Regions from separate parts of the Homo sapiens genome. Here region 2 is linked to region 1. Evidence: chromatin loops called from intact Hi-C (ENCODE). Cell type or tissue: ascending aorta. All regions are shown on one strand.

What was found. A loop is a pair of places that touch in the nucleus more often than their neighbours do. Peaks named below come from ENCODE experiments on the same cell type or tissue, not always from the same donor. Only the 100,000 strongest peaks of a DNase experiment are listed, where the experiment ranks them.
Region 2: it touches region 1 in a loop (3-fold over the local background); 1 of 110 quality-filtered maps calls a loop at or near these places.

What each region holds. Positions count from the first base shown.
Region 1 is chr4:142,816,103-142,818,602 of GRCh38, forward strand. All of the region lies in intron 1 of INPP4B (inositol polyphosphate-4-phosphatase type II B), which reads right to left. All of the region lies in intron 3 of USP38-DT (USP38 divergent transcript), which reads right to left. Among named protein-coding and RNA genes, the nearest start is that of INPP4B, 29 kb to the right of the region's middle. In ascending aorta, no CTCF peak of the experiment used is centred here; DNase peaks (open chromatin) are centred at 1,539 and 2,149; H3K4me3 peaks cover 834 bases; H3K27ac peaks cover 1,560 bases.
Region 2 is chr4:143,358,166-143,360,665 of GRCh38, forward strand. The region is part of intron 1 of GAB1 (GRB2 associated binding protein 1); the gene reads left to right. Among named protein-coding and RNA genes, the nearest start is that of MIR3139, 16 kb to the left of the region's middle. In ascending aorta, no CTCF peak of the experiment used is centred here; a DNase peak (open chromatin) is centred at 992; H3K4me3 peaks cover 1,439 bases; H3K27ac peaks cover 2,500 bases.

The DNA of each region.
Region 1 (2,500 bases):
ATGTCTTCTGCTTCTCTTCCTAGCAGGCCCTCTTGGGGAAATACCTCTGCCTTTGTACCCAAGATTGAGCCTTTAGGAATAGATATCTTATTGAAGGGATGTATTTCTATTCTTCATTTTTAGGGTTGTAAGATTTAGAGAAGAAGATATTTCTCAGAATAAATTAAGTCAGGGTAAACTCAAAGTTGCTAATTTCCATTTCGTAAGAAATTATTTCATCAATAACATTATGATGATACCCTTTTAAATTATGTTTTTATAATTTCAATGCCCTTTTGTTAAATATTCTACCATAGGAAAAGTTAAGAGTTAGTGTGAGAAGGAAAAAGGATCTTCCCTTTAAAGATCGTTGAAGTTAAGAGTTAGTAACGATCTTAAAGGATCTTCTCTTCTCCCATTAAATCTTAACTTCCAGTCATTTCTCTAGGGCAACAGGCTTAAATTATTTCTCATCTTAAAAAAAACAAATAATAACAATATCCCATGGTGCCTAACTTCTTTAGAAAGTTGTGCATAAATATATAAAAATATACCTATACCTACATATGCGTATGCATACAGAAATATATATACATATATATATACATACACACACACATATTCAGCCATTACTCTTCCCTCATGGAAATGTTCTTAGGTACCCGTTATTTTTTCTTAATAGTATATTTGGATGTTCAAAGTAAAACTGTCATTTAACAACTATTAAGTACCTACTGAGTTCCAAATACCACTCTAGATATTGGGAAACAAATAAGGTATAATACACGCTTTCAAATACATTTAGAGTTTTGTGGGGAAGTGTTCTGGGTTGAATAGTGCCCCCAAAACTTTATGTCTACCTGGACCTCACAATGTGACCTTAATTGGAAATAGGGTCTTTGCAGATTCATTGAGTAAAGTTAATATGAGTTAGTATAATAAGAATTGATATAAGAATGGTTTCAGTTTAAATAAAACTCTTTAAAATACTGATACATACCAGTCCTTCTCTGTCAACATGGTTGTCCTAGATAAAAAATTATAAAGGACATAACAATGAAGATGGGGATCAGGGAGGAAATGGCATTTCATTAGTTCCTCAGTGGTTGATAAGCCTGTTCTTATACCTTGTATTGCACTCATTCATTTAACAAAGTGGTTGATCATTCTGACTACAGTATAAGAGTTTTTAGTGAGGTTTCCAGCCATCCCTAAAACTTTAAAACATAATACTAAAGATGTGTGAAATAAAATTATCAGTCACATATCTGATGAGTTTCCATCAGACAAGTGAGCAGGCCACTCAAAGCCTCTTCAGCCCCCTTGCTTTCTCCTCGATTATCCAAGCTTTACAAAGTCAAACTGCATATGGAGTGCTTTAATCTTTGAACGTACGGCTGCATCAGACCTTTCCCAGCTCTTCTCACACTTTTAATGGATCCAATTCACCTCCTTTCCAAGGAGCATGTCTAGGTAAGTGACAGGGTGACGATAATGCCTTGGCCACACAGGCCTCAGAAAAGAATGGTGACTAACGATTAAATGCTTAGCATGCCAGCCCACATAAACCACAAACCATGAAGCCAGGGATTAAGACTCACTGGCAGCACATCGCCCAGGAAGTCAGCTTTCAACTAGAACTAAATCAGTTTTAAATAACAACATTTCTTGGGTCTCTTCCATCATCATATTGTGCAACTTTATACTTCGGGTTTATTTGGACTAAAAATATAAAAACATCTAAACCTACTTTATAACTGCTATATATTGACGTTAAAAGGAAACCAAAATAACAATAAAAGACACCAGGAAATTGGGACTTCTTAGATAAACTTAGCTGTGTGGTATTTTGCTTCCCTTTCACTAGAATTAGAAAAATAAATGGCCCACTTTCTAGAAGTGGAGAGTGAAAGGGAGGGAAAGAGAAAAATTGAGAGGAAGAAAACATTTAAGTAACAAGAAAGCAACAGGATAGGAAAAATATCAAGTCTTCAGAATAGTAAGGAAATGGAACTCTAATAATGTTAAAGAATGCAAAGATGATAAGAAACCAGCTACTCTTGGCATCGTATGAAAAAGTGTGAGAGAAGAACCTGAACTATGTGCAGCTTGCATGTAGTCACTGAGTCCCCCCTACTCCCCTGCCCTGGCCAGTTTTTCATTTCCTCTCTGATATCATTTAAACTTCAAAGACCATCCATCACTCCTTCATTGAGAAATGCCTGCTTTCCCAGAAACAACACCAGGGCAGCTTTTTATGCCATTACTGGCATTTTATCAAAGTAAAATTTCCATGGGTTTTTCTCTCAGAGGCTATTCCAGGGCTTGTTTTTTCTACAAAAAAGGAAGGCAATTTAAACGTGTGTGTGTGTGTGTGTGTATTTCCAGTTCTATCTATATCTATATTTCAACAGAATTACAATTTCTGTAGGAATCAAAATTTGAATAAAGTAAATAATATACTTCAAAATCTTTATTATAAACATTTCATTGACAATATAGAAAGGAAATTGATACAGCA
Region 2 (2,500 bases), 540 kb after region 1:
TATTAAATTTCACCTGTCTTTTGTTGCTCTTAAATGATTTACATGTAATTTTGTCAGTGATTCTTACATGATCACCATCTACTCATAATTAATTGTATAGACACAATTTTAAGTTTCATAGCTTTTTTTCCAGTTGAATTGTAACAGCCTGTTTAAAAGACAAATTTATAGGCGATTGTAATCTTCATGAAGCAATGTGAGTTGATGAATACCTTTGAATGTTGTTTCGGTATTTTTCTTTTTTATTATAAAATGTTAAATATTTCATTTGTAGAGCTTCTCTCATGTCAATTTGTTGTATTTGACACAATAGGAATACTCATGCAGTGTTACCAGTTTCGTGATATGCGTTCAACATCTCTGAAGGTGGTGAATATAAAATCTGTTTTTCAAACAAGTACACACATGAAACTAAAACAATTTATTCAAGTCCTAAAACAACGTTAGTGAAACTTCAGTTCTGCCACTGTGCCCACATTTAAGCTGACAGCATGTGTGTGTGAGAAGAAGATACACATTACTGATAATCTCTTTAGAATGCATTAATATTTTCAGGCCCAAATATGAGTATTCAGTAGGTTCATCAGATTAAAAAAGCTAAATGAAATTTAAATATTGACTTGTATGTTTCCTTTAATTAATTTTGGTGACTTACTAATTGGTATTTGTGGGGATACGTAGAATTTTTTGAATTGGTGTTTGTATTCTCCATGTTTTAGTTATAAAGCACTATGAAGAGAAAGTGAATGAAGAGGCTGCCTTCAGGTGTAGTAAGGTTTAACTTCTATCCCGGTTCCAACTTGTCCTGCTGTCAGCTTGCTCCTTAGCTCCCTGGCTTATTTACATATTGTATAATCCAGACTGGCTTGTCCCGTTTGGTAGGTTGGTTATAAACTGCAGAGCTAAGTAAATGTGTGATAACATTTTAAATGGTATGAGAAGTTAAACAGTACTTAAGGAGTGATGTCGTAAAGAACCCCAGCTGTCAGGTGCCCCAGGGTTGGCCTCCTTTGGGGCCATTTCCGTTTTCTCTGAGTAACAGGAAATAAATGTGAAACTATAGTAAATTCTGGTCAGATGATGACCCCCTCATCCAGATGAGATGTAGCATGCTGGATCTGATACTGAAAATGTTTGATACTGAAAGTAGATTATTAACTATTTCCATTAATGAGTTTTGTACACAGGCAGAACAAATCAACAAAAAACCCACGGAAGCATTTTTATCTGTCTTTACCCAATATGAAAACAGTAAAGGCTAGACAAGTCCTGTTCTCCTCCTCCCTCGGTGTATAATGAGAGAACATTTCCATGTGCTTTGTGATGACCATTTCTAGTGGCTGCATGATACTGTGTCCAGTTGTAGGATTATTGGGTTTCCCAAAACATCACTGCTCTTCAGTGTTTAACATTATGAAAAGTTGTGCCTTATCCCCTGTGTGAGTGCTCTAAGCTCTCTGTAAGGCTGTGTGCCCTGGTCATTGTTGAGTATGTCCTTTTCATATTCATTTATAATCAGGCCAGCCAAAGATTGGAATCTAATGGTGGATGTCAAAGTCTTTCCTAGAGTACCTCTTCCTTCCCTACTGGGTCTCTCTGAGATTTTCAGGGGTTGCCAGTGGCAAAGGGTGTTTGTTAACCCCTAAAGTGATGGTGATGGTTTCTCCCTATTGTGTTATACTGTGCATTTGCTCCAATTTCAGGGTTCCTTGGTTCAAAGGAACGCTGGGGAACCCTAACTTTGAAGATCTCAATTTGACAGCAACCTGCCTTTTTCCATGAGTCACTGTTAGTTCAAAATACCCAAAAAGAGATTCTCATTTCTGTAGGTTGGGCAAGTTGCAGCCTGCTTGATTTTTTAGTGTCTTTGGTTTATAATGATTTTAGAGAGTAGAAGAGGAAATGGCTGTTTATTGTATGTTGCATAAAACTATATGGCCTTGTGCAAATGATCTAACTTTATATGAATCCTGGATTGAAGACAGATGTTTCTTTTGTATAAGTAGATTCACCACTCTGTGTCCTACTCTGAAATAATGAGGGGGAGAATAATCCCATATATATCACATCAATTTTAAAAAACCGGAATTCAAGAACTGGGAAATTTTTCAGTTTACATTCTCCTGATTCTGATTTTGTTTCTTACGTTATTTTTCTATTTTAAATTTGCTTTTATTATTTGAGATAAAAAATACTTTGTTTCCATTCTAAGTTTTGTTTTTTGAACTAAAGGTTAAAAAACCTGCATTCATGGAATTGTTGCCTTTTCAGTGGTTAACTGTTAGATTTTATAATCAGAAGATTGAGATCTTTAAAGGACAAAATGGAAAATAAAATTAGGTTTGGGGTAAGGAATCCTACTTGGACACTACAAAAATAGAAGGAAAAAAAGGTGAATGAATAATTGGCAAAACAAACTCTTTTTCCTGTAAGTTCCCTTTTCCCAAATTCTTGCCATCATGCTAAAAAAAGTTGTCTCGTGGGTTGATTTTTCTCAGAA